Linked DNA regions of Homo sapiens: region 2 is linked to region 1. A link is a loop called in an ENCODE intact Hi-C map of the cell type or tissue named here. Cell type or tissue: heart left ventricle. All regions are shown on one strand. Links, peaks and the distances in the headings refer to the core of each region. The heading gives the core; the rest is flanking DNA. Region 1 overlaps PLD1 (phospholipase D1). Region 2 overlaps PLD1 (phospholipase D1).

What was found. A loop is a pair of places that touch in the nucleus more often than their neighbours do. Peaks named below come from ENCODE experiments on the same cell type or tissue, not always from the same donor. Only the 100,000 strongest peaks of a DNase experiment are listed, where the experiment ranks them.
Region 2: it touches region 1 in a loop (2.9-fold over the local background); 38 of 110 quality-filtered maps call a loop at or near these places.

The regions. Positions count from the first base shown.
Region 1 is chr3:171,700,378-171,707,027 of GRCh38, forward strand. All of the region lies in intron 11 of PLD1 (phospholipase D1), which reads right to left. Among named protein-coding and RNA genes, the nearest start is that of PLD1, 110 kb to the right of the region's middle. In heart left ventricle, for the core only: a CTCF peak has its summit at 3,822 (motif pointing right); no DNase peak of the experiment used is centred there.
Region 2 is chr3:171,769,931-171,776,580 of GRCh38, forward strand. The region is part of intron 1 of PLD1 (phospholipase D1); the gene reads right to left. Among named protein-coding and RNA genes, the nearest start is that of PLD1, 37 kb to the right of the region's middle. In heart left ventricle, for the core only: a CTCF peak has its summit at 2,732 (motif pointing left); no DNase peak of the experiment used is centred there; H3K4me3 peaks cover 576 bases; H3K27ac peaks cover 907 bases.

The DNA of each region.
Region 1 (6,650 bases), core at 2,834-5,333:
CCTCCCTCTCTTTTGCTCTCTCTCCCTCTCTCTCAGAGAAAGCCCTGCCCACACTTCCAGCTTTGGGATGGATGTTGTATGGGAGTATGATGCTTACAGGGGTGCAGCAATATTGAAATTCTAAGGGGAAGACCATAACCCCAGAATCACTAAATCACTCTGCCAACCTCAGGATTGCCCAACTTTAGACTTAACATTAAATGTGAAAAATACATCCTCAGTGTTTAAGCCCTCTTTAGTTGAACATTCTGTTACCCCAAACTAAAAGCATTCTAATAGATACACAGACACATGACTTCCTATACAAAGAAGCAGCATCTGAGGGAACCTGGGGCTTTCTGGACAGGGGAGAAGGAAGGTCGGCTGATATATGAAATTTTTCCTAGGCTCTTCTCCTTCAGTAAGGCATAAGGCAGCTAAGGTAAGCTAAGCTTCACAAGGCAGCTAAGAGTACAATAGAGTCATTTTTCCCCTGGGGCTGGGTTCTAAAGTTAGTTTCTGAGTTAAACATGTACATGATGTAACTTCCCTGTAGTTAGAAAAAAGAAGCAGTAGAAAATACTCCTTTCTCCACTGAACTGCTAGACCTGAGGCAGCAGAGGTAGACTATGTCAGGATGAAAGCCTTATGGAATTCTGCACTGGAGTATTGCCCTCCCAGGCAGCCCTCTAAGCATGTGAAATCAACAGTGCTTTAAGGAGCTAAAGAGATTAAAAGAAATCAATTTTATGCTCTATTTCATTCAGTTAAAGAAAATAAAAACCCAGAGATAAAGTTTCTAAAGGAAACGTTATTGGGTAAAATAAATAAGGAAACAGACAAATGGAAGAGTTTGGACAGTGTAAGTCTTGCATATTTAATTGAGAGTAGGAAACAAACTCAAAGGTAATCTATGTCCAAACAAGCAAACAAACAAATAAAGCACAGCAATTGATCAGAAAAGATCAAAGAAGCATTAAAAGGAAATCTGTTTTAAAATAGTAAAATGCATTGCTGTGCACTGCTAGTTCACCAAAAGTGAGAGATAGCCAACAACATATATACAATTGCAATTTTTTGATGTGTACATTAAATATGGGCTCAAAGAGCTTCGGTATGGGGGAGACTTTTAATGTCATACTCTGCAATTAAGTATTTATCATCATTTATTTCATTTAATCCACAAACATGTGTACCCTTGTATGCTAAGCATTCTACAAGATACTTTGAAGAATCTTAAGATAGCTCTTGAGGAGCCCTCAATTTTGAGGATAATGCATAAAAAGAAAAAAAGATTTTGTTATATCATGCTATAAAAGTATAAACCATGGCTGCATGGCAAGAAGAAAGCAGCTATAACTTACCAAGCATTATTATGTAAGAATCTTTACTTACTTGTAAACAAAGTTATTGTTTAATATTACATTTCATTGGATCTAGGACACCAGTGACTGTAGGATGCATCGTTACTGCATGTACCACTAAGAAAGAAAACATCATGACAACTATAACTGTAAGAGCATAAGATGCATCCTGATTGCGGAGATATTAAGACGTACCTCTAAGTAAGTGTACCACTTAGAAGATTTAATGACTTTAAATGCTTACATGAGAAAGACAAAAAATTAAAAATTAATGATCAGACTTTCCTTTCTTAAAAGATAGAAAAAGAAGACATTAAACCCAAAGTAAGAAGATGGGGGAATAATAAATATAAGAGTAGAACTTGATGAAATACAAACCTGAAAAAATACAGAGAAAATTCAATGAAACTAGATGTTGACTCTTTGAAATATCAATAAAATTTGTGAACTTCTAGCAAGGCTAAAAATAAATGACAAAAAAATGATTGAAAGGATGGGCTCACATGTATAAACCCAGCACTTTGGGAGGCTAAAATGGGAGGATTGCATAAGCCCAGGAGTTTGAGACCAGCTTGGGCAACATAGCAAGACCCTGTCTCTACGAAAAAATTTAAAAAATTAGCCAGACATGGTGGCTCATGTCTGTAGTTCCAGCTACTCGGGGGGCTGAGGTAGGAGGATTGCTTGAACCTAGAAGGTTGAAGCTGCAGTGAGCCACGATCATGTCAGTGCACTTCAGCCTGGGCAACAAAGGAAGACCCTGTCTCAAAAAAAAAAAAGGAGTGAAAGACAGGTAATCACTATAGGGCCTAGAGGCATTATAATTATATTAAATGAATAATAACTATTAAAAATAACTGTATGCCAATATTTGTGGTAATTTAAATAAAATAAACATATTCCTTGAATAAAATATTTTCATAATGAAAATAAAAAGAAATTGAAACTGACTTCATAGCTATTGAAAAACTGAATTTGTAATTAAAACTTTCCTACAGGGAAAACTACAGACTTTGCCAACTTTACAGAATTTATTAAACATTTACAGAATTTATTAAATATTTGAATTTTATCAAATATTTAAGAAAGAAATGATGCTAGTACTACCTAAATTCTTTCAGTAAACAAAGGAGGAACACTTACTATCTTATTTAATGAGGTCAGCATTATCCTGATACTAAAACCAAATAAAGACAATGCAAGAAAACTAAAGAACATCCCTTATGATCACAGAAGTAAAAATATTTACCAAAAACACAGCAACTTAGAAAAATAATACTACATCATGATCAAGTGGGATTATCCTAAGATATAAGGTTGGTTTAAAAGTTGGAAATCAATCAGTGCAATTCACCACAGTAACAACAAAAAGGAGAAAAACGTTATTATTCAACAAATGCAGAAGAAATGATGAAATTCAATATCCATTAACAATAAATACTCCCAACAAATTAGAAATAGAAAAAAACTTCCGTAGTGTAATAAAGGGTACCTATAAAAAAATCTATCTCTAACATCACACATAACATAACAAAACTGCATGCTTTCCTCTTAAGATTAGAAACAAGGCATTCTCACCACTTTCATTCAACATTTTACTGGTGATACTAGCCAATGCAACAAGGCAAGAAAATAAAATATAAAGCATACAGATTAGAACAGAAGAAGTAAAACTGTCTTTATTCGTAGATCACATAATCATCTATAGGACAACCCTAAGCAATCTACAAAAAAGCTACCAGCACTAATAAATTAATTTAGCAAGGTCACAAGCTATAAGGTAAATACACAAAAATCAATTGCATTTCTAGTTCTGTATGGAAAATGAATTTTAAAATATAATTTACAATAATATCAAAAAACATAAAGTACTCAGTAAAAAATTTAACAAAATATGTAAAGACCTATACATAGAAAAATACAAAATATTGCTGAGAAAAATTACATAAGAGCTAAATAAGTGGAAGCCTCAATATAGAAAAAGAAGTACCACCTAACCAGTGGTAAGTTTAACATTTTTCTCCCTTTGATTCCTTGACTTGGAGGGAAAACTTGGAAACAGGCATTGGCACAGAGAGAACTTCAAAAATCCTCTAGTTCAGGCTTGGGGAGAAAGCAAAGGATCTCTGGTAGTGACAGGGTTGCAGTGGAAAGCCCAAAGTTACTAAAACCTCTGAGGCAGGGGAAATCTCCTCTCCAATGGAGATGTAAATACACCTGGCTTGGCTCTGGACATGGGTGCCATCAGAGAAAGCACATTGCAGAGCACAGTAAATAAAAACCCATCTTTCTGGCTAGAAGACTAAAAAGGGAAGCCATGGGAAACTAAAAATTGGGGAGAGGAGCTCAGAAAAGCAGCTCCATAAAGTTGTTTCTGATTTCCTGGCTCATTCCCAAGCTGCCTATGCATGGATTTCATCCTAAACATCACTCCAAAGAGGCTGAGAACTGAACTGAGGAATAGACCACCACCGAAGTCCCAGAAGGGCCACTAGGTGGCACACATATGGGGCAGATCTGAATAGCACCACAAAGGCATTAACAACAAAACCGGCATTAAAACAACACTCATAAAAGGCTGGTTGGAACTTTAAGCCTGAACTGAAATTGGTAAATTGCCTGCTAAAACAAAAATACTAACATTCTCCACAGGATTCAAACAAGACTCAAGAGTCTTATAACATAATAATAAAATGTTCTAGAATACATTAAAAGTACCTGGCACACAAAGAACCAGGAAAAAAAAAAAAAAAAAAACCTTATCTTGTACAGAAAAGGGAATCAGCAGATGTCAATACCAAGACGACATGGATATTGAAATTATCTACTTAAGGCTATGTCAGATATTATAAAAATGCTCTAATAAGGGTGAACACTCTTAAAATGAATGAAAAGACAAAAAAGTCTTATAGAAAAAGATATAAAGAAGAACCAAATAAAAATTTTCAAAGTGAAAAACACTATTACCAAAAACACTAGAAAAACAAAAGCAAACAATAAATTCCCCAAACCTCACAGGATAGGCTCAATACCAGAATGGAGATCATAGAGCAGCAGTCCCCAACCTTTTTGGCACCAGAAACCGGATTCATGGAAGACAATTTTTTCCATGGGTGGGAGCTGGGGGTAAGGATAATTTCTGGATGAAACTGTTGCACCTCAGATAGGCCAGCAGGCACCAGTTAGACTCTCATAAGGAGCGGGCAGCCTAGATTCCTCACATGCGTAGTTCACAATAGGGTTCATGTTCCCACGAGAATCTAATGCCACGGCTGATCTGACAGGAGGCGGAGCTCAGGCAGTAATGCTCATGCTCGCTACCTCCCCCGACAAGCTCTGGCTCACCTCCTGTTGCATGGCCTGGTTCCTAACAGGCTGGGGACCAGTTTGGCTTGGAGGTTGGGGACCCTGTCATAGCGGAAAGAGTCAATGAATTTGAAGGCAAATAAATAAGATACTATTTGTGTCACTGAAGACTCAGAAGGAGGAGAGAAAGAGGAAAGTTCAGAAAAAATGTGTAAAGAAATAATGGCTAACAATTTCTTAAATTTAGCAAAAGATATAAAACTACAGATTCAGGAAGCTCAGAGAACCCCAAACAGGATAAACCCAAACATCATAACCAAACTGCTGAAAACTAAAGACAGAAGGAAAATATTGAAACCACTCAGAGGAAAAATAACACATTACTTAGAGGGGAACAATGTCTTCAAGAGATGGAAAATTTCTCAACAGAAATCATGGAGGCCAGAATGAAATGGAACAATCACTTTAACTAGAATGTACAAATACCTCCTACAACTAAATAAGAAGACTAACACAATCTCCCTCTCAAAAAAAAGGGAAAAGATTTGAACAGTTAAACCAATGTCCAAATAGCACATGAAAATTTGCTCAACATGAAACGATGTTGCTGATACAAGCTAAAATCATAATAAAACACTACTGTATACCCTTTGAAATAAAGACTGACAACATCAAGTGCTAGCAATTATGTGGAAGAATTGAAACTCTCATACATTGCTGGTGAAAATGTAAAATGGTACAACTTTGGAAAACACTACATTTAGCTCTTAGTATTGATAAAATGTGGTAAATTAAATCTATCTTCTAAGATAGGTGTCAACAAACTATAGCTCACAAGCCAAATGTTGCCCATAGACTGTTTTAGTATGGCCTGTGAGCTAAGAATGGTTTTTATATTTTTAAAGAGTTGTAAAAAAAATATGCTTCAGAGACCATACATGATTTGAAAAGCCTAAAACAAATTTACTCTCTTGCTCTTTAAAGAAAAAGGTTACTAACCATTTTTGAAAGTCAGTGGCTTTAAAACTTTTAAACTTTTGGACCATAAGCTGCAGAAAGAAATACATTATACACCCAAACCAACACCGGGTCAGTCAGTCTATCTATCTATCTATCTATCTATCTATCTATCTATCTATCTACAACTGATATAAAAGTTTCCAAAATTAGTAGCCCTTATTACCACTTACATTGTACCCTTTCTTTCTTTTCCCTTCCCTTTCCTATCCTATGCCATTCTTTTTTTTTTTAAATGCTGGTCACAACTTACCAAATTATTTTAATACACAATTACTAAAGAGGCTCAACCCATCATTTGAAAAACACTAACAATATTAAAACCAACTTAAAGAATGTTGCATTTAAAACCAACTTAAATACTTTTAAAACATGTATTCTTTTACCTGGAATAGTCTTTGTTTGTGAGTCAGTTAGTAATGCAATGCTGATTTATTTTCTTTATAACCTTTGTCTCCGGCCCAACCTTTGTCTCTTCTGTTTCTCTACCCTTTACAAACACCCTCTTTTAAAAATCTCTGTTCATTGTTTTTCTTTTGTATTCTCCTGTTTTATTAATTCTATTTCTGACACATTTAACATACTGACTCCATACAGAGACTGGTAGATAACCCCACTCTCTCAGATCTACGCATACTAGTGTTTGGTTAAGTTTCTGAATGCTCCTTTTTGCAATATGCTTGTACAACAAGAATTTTCTTTACTTGTTTGAGGGAAGTTACTGTGAAGGTTTTATTTCTAATGATGTGTTGTAATAAAATGGTATCCTAGTGCAGTCGTGAAAAATAAGTAACCCCGATTCATTCTCTTGCTGAAAGTAGAGAGGAAAACATTCAGAGTTCCATCTCTTTATATGTTTAATTGAATCAACCTAAATGACCATCAATGGTAGACTGGATGAAGAAAATGTGGTACATATACACCACAGAATACTATGCAGCCATAAAAAAGAATGAGATCATGTCCTTTGCAGCAACATGGATG
Region 2 (6,650 bases), core at 1,327-3,826, 68 kb after region 1:
CCTTAAAGTAACATGAAAGCAAGAGAAACTATATTTCATAAAGTGTTGCAAACTTTAAAACACCAAATTGAACTACTCCTATAGAACAATTTCATGCCAGATTGCTTTGGTGGCAAATTAATAAAGGCAGAATTGCTCTTTAGATCTTTAAATTAACGAGATTAAGGAAGACAATGTCTTTCTCTGTGCTTAATTATATTGACTTAATTTCTTAATTACTATTAACTATACTTTTATGTTTTACAAGTCACACTCCATTTTTACAGCTGTTCTTTAATCCTCGGGTAATCTCGTATTCTGAAGAATCACTTGAGAATAAAAACAGCAAAACTGAAGACAAAATTCAATTGGGCTTAATCCACCTGTACATTCTGCCTGAATCAATTCTTATGCCAGTATTTTGAGGCATTCCAGAAAAGTGCCAGACTTTTCAAAGAGAAAAATTAAAATGATATTCTGGTTCACTGAAACTCCAAGGAGTAGGCCTGAAGAAAAACCGTGCATCAGACAAGCACGCACCAGTGGGGTGAGGGAGGACAACCCCAACTGGGGCCCAACACTCCACTACTTAACGTTTCAAAAAATAAAATCAACTGTGTATAAAATCATATTTATACCTAGAAGGTCTAGTGCGACGACACAAAGAAAGCAATTATAAGAAAGGAACTAGGCTAGGCAAGGTGGCTCACGCCTGTAATCCCAGCACTTTGGGAGGACAAGGCAGGCAAATCGCTTGAGCCCTGGGGTTGGAGACCAGCCTGGGCAACATGGCAAAACCTGGTCTCTATAAAAAAGTATAAAAAAAAAAATTAGCTGGGTGCGGTGGCATGCACCTGTAATCCCAGCTATTCAGGAGGTTGAGGTGGGAGGATCGCTTGAGCCCAAGAGGTTGAGACTACAGTGAGCCATGATCATTCAACTGCACTCCAGCCTTGGTGACAGAGCAAAACCCTATCTCAAAAAAAAAAAAAAAAAAAAAAAGGGGGCGGGGGCAGGGCTGATATTTACTAACAAGACCTCTGGACTGCAAATCCAACACAGATACTAATATGTCATTTCCACTTGGCTTCCAGTTGTATTTAATATGGTCAAAAAATGCATATATTATAAGGAGAAACATAACCCCCTAAACCTCTGCAGGATAAACGAACTCACATTATTTTCTAAAAGAACGCAGCAACCCAGTCTGTCCTATCATCACACCGTGAGCTCAGAAAGAAAATCTGACACACGCAGCAGAAAGTGCAAAATGTTATTTACTAACCTGGTGCCCCTGTGAAAGCAGTTGCTCCATATCACCTTAAAGAAAGAATCCTTACTATGAAACCAATCTCCAAGGCAGCTGATAGCCAAGAGGTGGCAAAATCGACTACCCTGAGAATCCAAATAAACGGGCAAAGCCTTCCTGTTCCCAAGCCCAGTTTTGGCTGACTCCCTCAAGGCAACTTAAGTCATAGCCAAGCCCACAAAGCACTTTAGCCTATAAGCTTTAGTAATGAACTTGAAACCACTCCCCATATGTTAAAGAGACACCGGACTGCTGTGAGAAATAAAACCCACATACAGAATGAGCTACAGCTTCAGGCTGCACTTTTGTACTTGCTGCCCAAGAAAACCATAACACAAACTTAAACAAAGAGAACTCTCACTCCCTTCTCTCCCCTCAGACACTGCAATAAAGTGAATGATTAATTTTAAGCAAGGGGATACAGTCTGCCCTCCATTAGGGCCATGAAATGACTTTTATATTGTTCAAGTTGTGTGGCAGTTATGGAACAGATAGCACTGTAATTTCACATTGCATAAGAGGGACATATGAAGTTATCATTTCTGAGAATCAAATGTAGATAGTATTACTATTTTCAGATAACATTGAATAAGCTTAAAAACCTCATCAAATCCAACGATTAACATAAGTTCAATAGGAAATTTTGTCAAAGAACCTTCTAACTTCTGATTCTGACTTAGTGTCTATAAATCTTAAAAACATTCTTATAATTCAGTTTCACCACCTACATTTAGAATGGATGTATAAGCTAAGACACGTCTTTTAACATGGATCTTTAAGCTGCCTTTTAAAATGGAACTTAATACCACTCACTAAGATTTCAAAATAAGAAATTTATGTTTCATTCTAGAAAAATGTAGTCAATCAATTCCTTAAAGCAGTTAGATCTTAAAACAGAGTCAGTAATGTTCTAGCATATTGTTAGAACATCAGCTTTTTAACACAATGTGTTCACAGTATACTTATTTTCCCCTAGTTTTCAACTCCAAGAACAGTTTTAATTCTAATGGCTTGTTGCCATGATTTGTATTTTGTTTAAATGAGACTTATTTCAACACAATAACCAAGGTTTTTGAACTTTAATTATTGTTTCTCCTAAACCATAAGATTGGACCAAATATGCAGGCAAAGCTTGATTCACCTGTTGCCAAACTGATTTACATGAATTACTGGTAAAATTCAAGTTACTCAAAACCTGTGAAATATAAGCCATTAGCTCAACAAATTCACCCATGAAAATCCTGGAGACTATTTTAGATCTAATACACACCTTGCCCACCCCTCTACCCACTCCCAGGTCAGGGCTCAAGAGGATCTCATGGGGTCACCATAGAATGAGGGGGCAAGATAATTTCTTTTCTCAGGGAAAAAAGAAAACGAGCCTCAAGACCTGTGGCTGATGACTTTAAAAGGAGCTAGTACCCCACCTGCTGGCAAAACCAAGCGAAAGCTGGATGAGCTGAACAAACCTCAGGGGAAATGTTATTACTTTGATGTTGGAAGAAAAACAGAGAAGGAGCAGCTATGCGAGCACATTAATGTCACATTCAGTATGTCGTTAAATATTATTAAATTTTTCCCCACAATAGTGATATATTTCTAGAGGATATAAAAATGCTCATGCAAAAAAAGTAGATTCAAAACCATCTATTTTACATGGATCTGGTTTGCAAACATATATGATGATTTGCATGCCCAAGGAAATCCTCTGATAAATAATATTGATCTCTCCTCTGCAGAAAGAGCTTCAAAAAATACTCCTGGGAGACCAACACAATCTTTGAAATGGAAGAAATATGAATAAATCCCCAACTCAGCTAGATAAACTACTGGTGGGGCTGTGTCTCCATCAGTCTGTATGTCTGTATTCCCAGAATTTCTCTTATCTTTCAGCAAAAATTTATTTCCTTTTGCCACATATAAATTAATTCTTCTAAAATGAATATCTGATATTAACCTTAATGAAGATGAAGAAAAGTTAAGTGGTGGGCACCAAATTACACTACATTCTTTAATAAAACCCCGCAATAATAAGAGTATAGCAGGATATGACTTTTAAATGAGCCCAAGCTGTACTACTAAAACTAAAATGAGGCCAGGTGCAGTGGCTCATGCCTGTAAGCCCAGCACGTTGGGAGGCCGAGGCGGGTGGATCACGAGTCAGGAGCTCCAGATCAGCCTGACCAACATGGTGAAACCCCATCTAAACCCCGTCTCTACTAAAAATACAAAAATTAGCCGGGCGTGGAGTAGTGCACCTATAATCCCAGCTACTCAGGAGGCTGAGGCAGGAGAATCGCTTGAACCCGGGAGGCGGAGGTTGCAGTGAGCCGACTTCGTGCCATTGCACTCCAGCCTGGGCAACAGAGCGAGACTCCGTCTCAAAAAACAAAACAAAACAAACAAACTAACTAAAATGAATAAGGATAGCTATTATATAAGCTCTTCCGATGAGCCAAGCTTGGTTCTAAAGTGCTTTATAAGTACCAACTCATTTAAACATTACCACTCTATTATTATACCAGTTTGTTTGTTTGTTTGTTTGTTTGAGACGGAGTCTCGCTCTGTCACCCAGGCGGGACTGCAGTGGCGCTGTCTCGGCTCACTGCAACCTCCGCCTCCTGGGTTCACGCCATTCTTCTGCCTCAGCCTCCCGAGTAGCTGGGACTACAGGCGCCCGCCACCGCACCCAGCTAATTTTTTGTACTTTTAGTAGAGACGGGGTTTCACCGTGTTAGCCAGGATGGTCTCGATCTCCTGACCTCATGATCCGCCCGCCTCGGCCTCCCAAAGTGCTGGGATTACAGGCGTGAGCCACCGCGCCCGGCTATTATACCAGTTTTACAGATGATAAAACTGAGGCGTCCAAAGGCTAGTAAGTACACTGCCAAGATCACACAGTTAGAGACAGAGCTGGGATTAGAACCCAGGTCGGTGCTCCTAGCCATGTACTTTAAAAACTCTTTCTTCCTGAGTGCGTACCACTTAAACCCTGCCAGGCCCTGGTCAAATGCAAGGGCGGGGGAGACAGTGGATAAGGCCTGCACTGTGAACAGTCCTCATAAAGGCTTTCCAGAGAAGTGGCCACAGAACTGAGACCTGGAGGTGACATGGAAGGGAAAGGGTCCCCAGGGAGAGGGCACTCACTCAGTCTGCCAAGGCAAAGGGTAAACGGGGTGGGGGACATTGGAGGGACTGCCTGCAGGGACCTTAGTAAGGCTGAGGGACCAGCAGAAGAAAATGCTGTGAGGAAGGCAGAGTCCTCTTATGTCACATCATGGAGCAAAGAGGCATCACCAACGGATGCTAAACCGGAAAGTGTCCAGATATGCATGTTGAAAAGGTAAGTAGGAGGAATGAGGCCTTTTTGGGTGAGTAGGAATTTAGACATTCCAGGTAAAGGCAAGCACAGGCCAGTGCTGTAAGACATACAAGTTTATACTTTCATAAACTGTATCAAGGAGGCTTGTGCCGTAAACCCCGCAGCAGCATGCGCACTGGCTCCCTTGTCAAGCCAGCTCGGGGCTGGAGCCACGTGGTGGTTACTAATGCCATTCACAGAGTTAGGGACAAGGAGGAAGGGCAGGGTGGTGGGAGGAGGGTGGGGAGATGCTCAAGCCAAGGAGTTCACTGAGGGAGGCTGGGTTTGAGGTCCTCTGAGCTGTTCAGGGAGGATATCCAGCAGGCCCCAGGAGATGCAGGCCAGGTGCTACAGTCCTTTGCCTAGACAGCAGAGGTGCACATTTAGGAGTCACTGACACTGAAGGAGCAGCTGCAGCTGGGGGACAGTGGGACACAGAGTTTGTCCCTGGAAAATGTACAGCATGAGAAGAAAGAGTGAAATTTAAGGCAAGGCTAAGGGTGTCAGACAGAATTCAGGCTGTTGATAAAAAATTTTATTTTTATTTTTACTAACTTCTAACTAAAATTATCATTTCCTTCTGTAACTTGTCATCAAAGATATTTTCTTTGACGTCAAAGATATTTTCTTAGACATCAAGGATTTTTCATATCACATTAGTTATTGCAATATCTCAAAGTATCATTTCCACTCATCACTATTTCAAAATTACAGTAGTTATTAGACCTGCCACTAGATACTGGTAAGTAATGCATTTTAATAAAGGACATGTATTACAATATGACATATTTACTTCTTTGCATATTGATAACTTTATGTCAGTATAATTGGTTTCCTTTGTAATCCTATGCATTTTAATTTTATGTGTTTAATTTTACAGAATAAATATTCTGTAGAGTGGTTCATTAGCTTAATTAGAATGTCAAAGAGGTCCCCATGGCACAAGTAAAAGTAAAGAACATCTGATTTAAAGAGGGAAAGAGCCCAGCGCAGTGGCTCACGTCTGTGATCCCAGCACTTTGGGAGGCTGAGAGGGGCGGATCACCTGAGGTCAGGGGTTCAAGACCAGCCTGGCCGACATGGTGAAACCCCGTCTCTACTAAAAATACAAAAATTAGCCGGGCGTGGTGGCACACATCTGTAATCCCAGCTATTCAGGAGGCTGAGGCAGGACAATTGCTTGAACCCAGGAGGCAGAGGTTGCAGTGAGCAGAGACTATGCCACTGCACTCCAGCCTGGATGACAGAGGGACACTCTGTCTCAAAATAAGTAAACAAAAAAAATTAATTAATTAATTAAAATAAAAGGGGAAAGAAAAAGCCACAGGAAAACACTTAAAAATAGCTCTGCGAAAAGGGGGACCCTAGTATGAGATGGAGACAGCTTTCAAAGCTAGGATGCAAACGCAGGACTTCTGACTTTGTGTTCTTTCTACCACGTGACTCCACACCCTAAAATAATAAAAACAGTAACCCCTTCATTTGCGTAAACAAAGGGCTTTCACATGTATTAGCCTGTTAGTTCATCACATCTATTCAGAGTAGGAAAAGGCAGGAACCCAAACGTGCCTTGAAGCTGCCATCTAAGAAGACACTCCTTCCTGGGCCTCAGCACTGCGCCAGTGCTGCAGCGGACGGTGGTACCTGTCACCCCACTCTATGGAGCTGTAGTCATGGGCACAGAAGAGTAAGATGAAGAGCCCCTCCCTCATACCACACTAGCTAGAACCTGATCGCAAGAGGTGGGCACAGTGGGTGCCCACCCAAATGATGAGTTGCACTTCTCTCCAGGCTTCTATTTACAGGTAAGGCTAAGAATTTGTTTCCTTGCTCAAAGCTCTTTTATTTAGTTCTGATTGGTGATCCAGAGTGAATTACAAGATTTGCAATATTTCAGCTCTTTAATTTGCCATTGGCTCTAACCAAGACAGAAGACTTTACTTAAGCAATTGGTTTGAAATTAGATGGACAAGCTGAAACAATGGGCTCTCTGTTCTTTCC